Linked DNA regions of Homo sapiens: region 2 is linked to region 1. A link is an interaction called in ENCODE POLR2A ChIA-PET data of the cell type or tissue named here. Cell type or tissue: HepG2. All regions are shown on one strand. Links, peaks and the distances in the headings refer to the core of each region. The heading gives the core; the rest is flanking DNA.

The links. Peaks named below come from ENCODE experiments on the same cell type or tissue, not always from the same donor. Only the 100,000 strongest peaks of a DNase experiment are listed, where the experiment ranks them.
Region 2: POLR2A ChIA-PET joins it to region 1 with 10 read pairs; 6 of 35 experiments call an interaction of 5 or more read pairs at or near these places.

Annotation. Positions count from the first base shown.
Region 1 is chr16:29,603,915-29,608,255 of GRCh38, reverse strand. It overlaps the pseudogene SMG1P2. Among named protein-coding and RNA genes, the nearest start is that of MIR3680-2, 6.8 kb to the right of the region's middle. RefSeq lists enhancers at 973-1,202, 1,319-2,040, 2,041-2,762 and a silencer at 1,380-1,620. In HepG2, for the core only: no CTCF peak of the experiment used is centred there; DNase peaks (open chromatin) are centred at 2,255 and 3,425.
Region 2 is chr16:29,832,785-29,837,125 of GRCh38, reverse strand. MVP (major vault protein) reads right to left here. Exons shown (of 15, transcript NM_005115.5): 4 at 3,270-3,393; 5 at 3,060-3,191; 6 at 1,328-1,422; 7 at 168-404. Among named protein-coding and RNA genes, the nearest start is that of MVP, 14 kb to the right of the region's middle. In HepG2, for the core only: no CTCF peak of the experiment used is centred there; no DNase peak of the experiment used is centred there.

The DNA.
Region 1 (4,341 bases), core at 1,037-3,536:
AGACTGGTCTCGAACTCCTGACCTCAGGTGATCCGCCCACCTCGGCCTCCCAAAGTGCTGGGATTACAGGTGTGAGCCAGTGTACCCAGCTGATTTTTTTTTTTTTTTAAATGATCACACGTAAGGTTGGGTTCCAGAATTTTCTGCTTAGGAAGGGAAAGGGCACCTTTTACCCCCTTAGTCCTTGAGCCTGATCCTACAGAAGGTACAGTGGCTTTCGGGTCTGGATCCTCAGCCCTCGGGCCTCTGAGGCTGCTTTGGGAGAGGGTACGGATTTGAGAACAAGGTTCTCAGTTTTGCTGGCTGTCTTTTCAGTAGCCCAGGCACGTCCCACAGAAAGTTTCTTTTTGTGAAATAATCGTGTGAAATGGGTTGGCCTCGGTGCTTAGAACCATCCCACTGACGGTGAGTGGAAAAAATCCCTTGCTTGTCAGTCTGGTTAGGAGATGAGGTCCTTTCACGCGTGTCTTCGTGTTGGTGCGCTTTTCACTGGTCATAAAGGTGAGAGGAACCAGCTCTATGTGTCTCTTTCTGGATGGCCATATGGAACTTGTCATGACAGTAGGGTTGTGTGGGTTATTTATTGCTTAACGAAGACTTGGCAGCGTGTACTGGAAATTCAAGCGATGCTGGGTTTTATCAGAAGGCGCAAAGGCTGGAGTTGAGATTCTGGCTGGGCCTGGATTTGGTTTGGGCAGTTATCTGACCTCCCTGGGCCCCAGCTGGCTCTGCATAGCAAGTAGGGTAGCATCTACTCAAAGTCCCGGCCACAGCCGTGGACCGGCACTGGCCCAGGTGAGCTCTCAGTAAATAAGTGGGAGCTCACAGGTTCAGAAGATGCTGTGGGCCTCAGGGGCTTCCACCTCCAGGGAGGTGCTCTCAGAAGAAGGGCCTGATGGGCTCACCGCATCGTGGAGAAGATACCCCGGCTCAGTCTCAGTCAGTTCCCCAAGCGCATAGGTGTTCGGGAAGTGGCCTGCAGACAGCTCCTCCATGCCTTGAAAGCAGAAGTAGCCCCCTCCTGTTTCCCTGTCGCAGTTGGGTGAAGCATGGGAGCCTGCTGGGACAGTCCCAGGCGTGCCGTCACGCAGGGGCAGGCCGTCCGTCGGTCTCGCGGGACTCTGGCTGCGGGTGGCTGAGGACACCTGGCCTCATGGGAGACGGTGCCAGGGTCCCTGGAGTGAGGTGGGTCTCCTCCCCATGGCTGTCACTCCTCAGCAGATTGGTGTGGGCGGGTGTGCGTTTAGGAACCTGTGAGCTGAGACATTGTCCAGCTAGCATCAGGCCAAAAGCAACCAAGGCTTTGAGAAATCCACCTGGCCCCGCCGAGCCTGTTTCTGGCTGTGGAATGGGATTTGCCCCAGCGCCAGGTGTCTGGGAATCGCAGGCCTCCGCGTGTGAAGGTGCCAGTTGCATGGGCTGTGACCGTCCCTCCACATGCTTGTATCTCCTGCTCACTGTGCACGTTGAGCAGCCCTCAGCCTCACTATCTTCTCCTTTGGCAAAAAGAAGGAAGGAGCAAGGGAACAAAGAGAGGGAGGGAAGAGCCAGAGACAGGAGCCAGGGTTTCCTTTAGTCTGGAGCTCTGGGTGCGAGATGATGTCACCCACCCACACTCGGCACAGGCCCAGGGTCGGGGGGCTGTGGGTGGAAGTAGGAATCGCCACAACTGTCTCTGAGCCCCTCCCTAAAGGGTGAAGGGTGTAAGGGGTGGGTTTTGATGGCTGTGGGCTTAGCTGTGGTCAGTGGACTCAAAGGCCAGTTGGCCAGTTAGCAGTGACCAGAGAGCAGAGGGGGCCTGTGTGTGTTTTGCCCCAGGGTCTTCAGGCTGCCTGGCTGCCTCTATCTGCCCCCCTGGGGTGTCCAGCACCCCCCTGGGGTATCCAGCACCTGTAACCTGTAGCCCCGCTTCTCAGTCCAGGCCTGTTCCAGGGCCCCCCCAGGGTATCAAGCACCTGTAGCCTGTAGCCCCACTTCTCAGTCCAGGCCTGTGTAAAACCTGGCCCCGGGTTGGGTTTTGGGATCCCTGCACCCCTCCATCCCCAACCCCGCACAGCTGGGACCCTGGCTCAGCTAGCAAAGGTTCTGCATGTTTAAGGAGCTGGGTGGGCCCCAGAGCTCAAGCCGTGGGCTCATTGCAGGCGGCAGCCAGTGATTAGTGCTGAAATCCGACTTTCCCAGCCAGACATGAAAGTGCCGCCGGCGCCTGGGCAGGTCACGCTGCATCACGGGATTCGGGGCAAGGCCGTAGGGGGAGTTCACAGAAGCACATGACCTGAGCCACACAGGAGAGCCTAACGGGCACTTCTGACCCTTTTTTCTTGGGTCACAGACCTCTTTCATAATCCAGCAGAATGTGCAGAATCTTGCCCAGGAAAGTGTACCAGCCGCCTTCACACAGAAGAGTGGGCTGCGCAGACCCCCGAGGGCCCAGGCCAGGGTGAGAGCCACCCCCTGTAGAGGGGTGTCCAAGGTAGGGCACATGCTTGCACCACCTCTTGGCACCTCTTGGCCACCACTTTCCACTCCAGCCTTTGAAGCCAGTGATAATCCCCAATTTAGAGCTGGGGAAACTGAGGCAGGAGCGAGCCAGGAGCCAGGGGCCACAGTGCCCACCTCTACACTGAGGCCACTGTTTGTCATCAGGCATAGCGGAGCACACAGCCACGCCTGGGGAGTCTGGTGGGTGCCAGGGGTCTGGGGAGGTGTCAGCAAGACTGGGTGGCCCAGTCGGCCCAGGTAAGGACACAGGTGGGTCAGAGGCTCATCTGTGTTCCCCAGCAACCCCTAGGGGCCCTTCGCACTCCTCCACCCTTCTCCATCCTTCCCAGACTCACATCCAGGTATCCTGGACAGCCACAGGGTTCTGCCCCCAAGTAGGCCTGGCCCTCCCTGGAGCATCACCTGGATGGCTGGCCATGGGCAGGCCTTGCGTGGCCCATCTGCAGGGACAGGGCATGTGTATGCACGCAGATTGGTACTGTGTGCCCGCGCGCTCCCCAGAGGCCCTGTGGCAGCACCCCCTTCCTGCCGCTGCCCTTTTCCAACAGGAGGGCCCCCCCCCAGTGCCTCCTTCCCTGATTGTGGCCAAATCCTGAACTCTCCCTCTGGAAGGCGGACCCTCCGGGGTGGCCACAGCACCTGCCCTCCAGGAGCGTGGGAGGCGTCTCTTTCTCTGCATCTCTGGCCGTCAGACCGCCCCAGGTGGGGACCATTCTCTGGCATTGCCCCCCCTCCCCTGCCCTAGGATTTGCCCACTATGTGAGGAATGAGCACCAACCTCCTATTCCGGGCCTTGGAGCATGACGCCCGCAAACTCAATCCCTGCTGAGTCATCCTGACCTCGGGGTGGGCCAGCATCTGTCACTGCTGAGACACTATATGTGTGAGCTGCTTGTTAACGAGAAAGCCAGAGTCTGTAAAATATTTGAAGAGGTTTATCCGGAGTCAAATGTGAGGACCAAGGCCTGGAGGCCCTGAGGACATGTGCCCCAGGGGCTGGGCCACAGCTGGAGTTCATACCTTGTACAAGGACAGAAGTTACAGGCAGACATCAGTCAGTACATGAAAGGTATTTGTTGGTTCTGCCAAGAAAGGCGGGACAACTCCAAGGCAGGGATGGGCTTCCTGGTCACAAGTGGGTTCAAAGATTTCTTTTTTCTTTTTATATATATATATATATGTATACACACATATATATACACATATATACACATATATATACACATATACATATATATACACATATATATACATATATATATATTTTTTTTTTTGAGATGCTTTTGTTACTCAGGCTGGAGTGCAGTGGCATGATCTCAGTTCATTGCAACCTCCGCCTCCTGGGTTCAAGTGATTCTCCTGCCTTAGCTTCCTGAGTAGCTGGGACTACAGGCATGCACCACCATGCCCAGCTAATTTTGTGTTTTTAGTAGAGACGGGGGTTTCACCATGTTGGTCAGGCTGGTTTTGAACTCCTGATCTCAGGTGATCCACCCACCTTGGCTTCCCAAAGTGCTGGGATTACAGGCATGAGCCACCGTGCCTGGCAAAATATTTTCTGATTCACAATTGGTTGAAAGAGTTATTAGCTAAAGACCTGGAATCAATAGAAAGGAGTATCTGGGTAAGACAGGAGGTTGTGGAGACCAATATTGTGTTTTGTTTTGTTTTGTTTTTGTCACCCAGGCTGGAGTGCAGTGGCATGATCTCGGCTCACTGCAACCGGGTTCAAGAGATTCTCCTGCCTCAGCCTCCCAAGTAGCTGGGATTGCAGGTGCCTGCCGCCACCATGCCTGGCTAATTTTGTATTTTTAGTAGAGATGGGGTTTCTCCATGTTG
Region 2 (4,341 bases), core at 1,065-3,564, 230 kb before region 1:
CCAGGAATCAAATGGGCCAGTGTCTCAGGTGTGTAAGAACTAAGCATGCAAAGGCACAGAAGGTGTTCCTAGAACGTGCGTCTGGAGGAGAGAAGGCAGAGGGCCTCATGCCACTAGAGGACATACATCTCCCAGGGCAGTCCTCTGTGGGGGTGTAGGGACCTCACCTTGACCACGCGCTTCTGCCCCAGCTGATTCTTGCCATCCGGTCCGACAGGGTCGAGAATCACGCAGTAGTTGTGGGGGCCCAGGGTGGTGATGGGCACAACCCCCAGCACCTCCTCGTGGACATCTGGCACGTGGGCCTCTGTGTCCTGCACTGTTACCAGCCACTCCTCCCCAGTGCGGCGGGACACTCCCCTGAAGTCCCGGAAGTTCCGCCGAGCCCGGAGGTGCAGGGCTGTCTGCAGAGCAACATGTTGGGTATTTGAGTGACCTGCCTCCAACTTCAGGGGATCTGCGAGCCCCATTGGCCACCAAATGCTCCCAATGCTCCCAGATCTCAGAGACAATTTCTACCAATCCAGGGATTGTTTTTTTTTTTTTTTAAATCGGAGTCTCTCTCTTGTTGCCCAGGCTAGAGTGCAAAGGTGCGATCTCAGCTCACTGCAACTTCCGCCTCCTAGGTTCAAGCGATTCTCCTGCCTCAGCCTCCTGAGTACAGCTGGGATTACAGGTGGGTGACACCATGCCCAGCTAATTTTTGTATTTTTAGTAGAGATGGGGTTTCGCCATGTTGGCCAGGTTTGTCTTGAACTCCTGACCTCAGGTGATCCTCCCACCTCAGCCTCCCAAAATGCTAGGATTACAGGCATGAGCCACTGCACCCGACCGGCTTTGTTTTTTTTTTTTTTTTTTGAGACAGGGTTTCGCTCTGTTGCCCAGGCTGGAGCACAGTGGCATGATCATGGCTCACTGTAACCTCTGCCTCTGGGGTTCAAGCGATTCTCCTGCCTCAGCGCCTCTGGAGTAACTGGAATTACAGGCATGCTCCACTACACCCAGCTAATTTTTAAATTTTTTGTAGCGATGAGTTCTCACTGTGTTGCCCAGGCTGGTCTCAGACTCCTGGCCTCAAGTGATCCTCCTGCCTCAGCCTTCCAAATTGCTGAGATTACAGATGTGAGTCATTGCGCCCAGCCCCAGAAAGACTATTTAACCCTTCAGATGATCCAGAATACTCAGGCAATCTGATCTCTGAATTTTTTTAAGTGACCCTAAAATTATTGCTTCTCTTTTACTCTCATGCCATTCTACCACCATTCTCTGCCACTCGGAGGGTTCCCTAGCCCCAGGTCCCTTAAACCACAGCCCCCAGAGCACCAACCTTTTCCGTAAGGATGACGGCGTCCACCAAATCCAGAACCTCCTCAAACACCGCTGGGAGGTACGCCCCTACTGTGGTGACCAGCCATTCTTCCCCTGGGCCAAGAGTGGAGGGTAAGGGACAAGGGCCCCCCAGCCTGCTCCCCACCTACCCCTCCCCCACAGCTTAGACACAGGGGATTGACAGATTTCATAGGCAAAAAGATAGCACTGACCCCAGGCTCAAGTTCCTGACTGCGGTCCTCTTATTCATTCTTTTGAGGCCAAACCCCCACCCCAGTTGAATTTTAAAAGTTTTTTTTTTTTTTTTTTTTTTTTTGAGACGGAGTCTCCCTCTGTTGCCCAGGCTGTGATCTCAGCTCACTGCAACCTCAGCCTCCTGGATTCAAGTGATTCTCATGCCTCAGCCTCCTGAGTAGCTGGGATTACAGGCACGTGCCACCACGCCCGGCTAATATTTGTATTTTTTGTAGAGATGGTGTTTCACCATGTTGCCCAAGCTAGTCTGGAACTCCTGGCCTCAAGTGATCCGCCCACCTTGGCCTCCTAAGATGCCCAAGTTGCTGCTATGCCAACAGCCTGTTCTGCCTTCTCTAAGCTCCAAAGACCAACTTTTGTCCTTCTGCTAAAACAGGCAGCAGAACTGCCTCTGTTAGAGTTGTGGATGTCCTTTGGTTTACTGGAGAAGCCAGAGTGCCTGGATGCAGGTCCCAGCCTCGCCCTGCCTGGCCACACCCCAGGGCAAGCAACCTGCATTCTGCATCCCAGTTTTGATATATAGAAAGTGGGAATGGCCGGGTGCGGTGGTTCACGCCTGTAATCCCAGCACTTTGGGAGGCCGAACCTGGTGGATCACGAGGTCAGGAGATCAAGACCACCCTGGCTAACATGGTGAAACCCTGTCTCTACTAAAAAAAAAAAAAAAAAAAATACAAAAAAAAAAAAAATTAGCTGGGCATGGTGGTGGGCGCCTGTAGTCCCAGCTACTCAGGAGGCTGAGGCAGGAGAATGGTGTGAACCCAGGAGGCGGAGCTTGCAGTGAGCCGAGATCGCGCCACTGCACTCCAACCTGGGCAACAGCAAGAAAGCAAGACTCCGTCTCAAAAAAAAAAAAAAAGTGGGAATGGTAGCACCTCGGGGTAGTACCTCTGTGGCCCAGGATGGAGTGCAGTGGTGCAGTCACAGCTCACTGCAGCCTCCACATCCTGGGCTCAAGAAATTCTCCCCCTTCAGCCTTCTGAGTAGCTGGGACCACAGGTGTGTGTCCAAGGCCAGGCTAATTTTTAAATTCTCTGTAGAGATGGGGTCTCACTGTGTTGCTCAGGCTGGTCTTAAGCTCCTGGGCTCAGACGATTCACCCACCTTGGCAAAGTGCTGGGATGACAGGTGTGAGCCACTGTACCTATTGGCCTACATTTGTCAATTGTATTTGAACATCTTCTTTGTTGATCCAGAATCAGGTAAGTCATGGCCACTGCCCACAGCTCATGGTGAAGGTGAGGGAAGGAAAAGCCACATCCGCATGGTCATGGTCACATTTTCCAGCCCAAGTGGAAACAGCATGAAGCGGGGGTGGGGAAGGAAGAGCAGTGGGTGGCCCTCAACAGCTTTCAAAAGATACCAGGAAAGCGCCTCTCTGGGGCTACAGGAGGCTTTCCTCAACCTTCCCCTGCTTCCCCTGCAGTGGGGACCCCTCCTGCCCACCCACCATCATCGCCCCTTGGTGACCCCACCTGTCACCCTCTCCTTGCCGTCCCGGTCCCAGCACTCCTTGCGGGCCCTGAGCCGCAGAGCCTGGTTCTGCCTGATGATGGTGGCCTGAATGATCTCCACGACCTCCACTTCCTTCCGGGGGATGTACGTGCCTGGGGAGGGAAGGTGATGGTCAGAAGGTATCAGGGCTATGACAGGAAGGCAGGGAGCCCTATGGAGACAGAACTTACCAGGTCCCTCGAAAAGCCACTCATCTCCTGCCACCACCTTGTCTCCATCTTTATCCTCAAAATCAAGCAGCGCCTTTAGATGGAGGGCAGTGTTGGGCAGAACCACCTGCAGGGGTGTGATGTCCTAGTGGGGAAGAAGGTGGAGACACAGAACCATCAGTGCTGTGACCCCAGGGCCAAGCCTGATGCTCTGGAGGCGGGTCCACAACATCCATCTCTGTATGTCCTGAAATAAGACTGGGGTGGAGGCCGGGCACAGTGGCTCACACCTGTCATCCCAGAACTTTGGGAGACTGAGGTAGGAGGATTGCTTGACCTCAGACATTCAAGAACCAGCCTGGGCAACATAGCAAGATCCCATCTCTAAAAAAAAAAAAAAAAAAAAAAAGTGTAGCCAGGCATGGTGGCGGCGCACACCTGTAGTCCCAGCTACTCGGGAGGCTGAGGTGGGAGGATCACTTGAGCCCAGGAGGTTAAGGCTTCAGTGAGCTATGACTGCACCACTGCACTTCAGCCTGGGCAGCAGAGCAAGACCCTGTCTCAGGAGTTCAGATGAAGGAGAAGTTAGAGAAGGCCCTTTGAACTGAAACTGGGGCTCAAAGGAAGAGCTGGCTTTTTTTTATTTTTGGAGATGGGGTCTTCCTATGTCATCCAGGCTGGACTGCAGTGGTACAACCATGGCTCACAACAGTCTCAATCTCCCAGGCTCATGTGATCCTTCTGTCTCAGCCTCCTGAGTGGCTGGGATTACAGGTGTGTCACCACCCCCAGCTAATTTTTTTTTTTTTTTTTGAGACAGAGTCTTGCTCTGTCACCCAGGCTGGAGCGCAGTGGCGCAATCTCAGCTCACTGCAATCTCCGCCTCCCAGGTTCAAGTAATTCTCATGCCTCAGCCTCCCAAGTAGCTGGGATTACAGGCGCATGCCACCACGCCTGGCTAATTGTTGTATGTTTAGTAGAGATGGGTTTTCGCCATGTTGGCCAGCCTGGTCTCAAACTCCTGACCTCAAGTGATCTGCCTACCTTGGCCTCCCAAAGTGCTGGGATTACAGGCGTGAGCCACTGTGCCCGG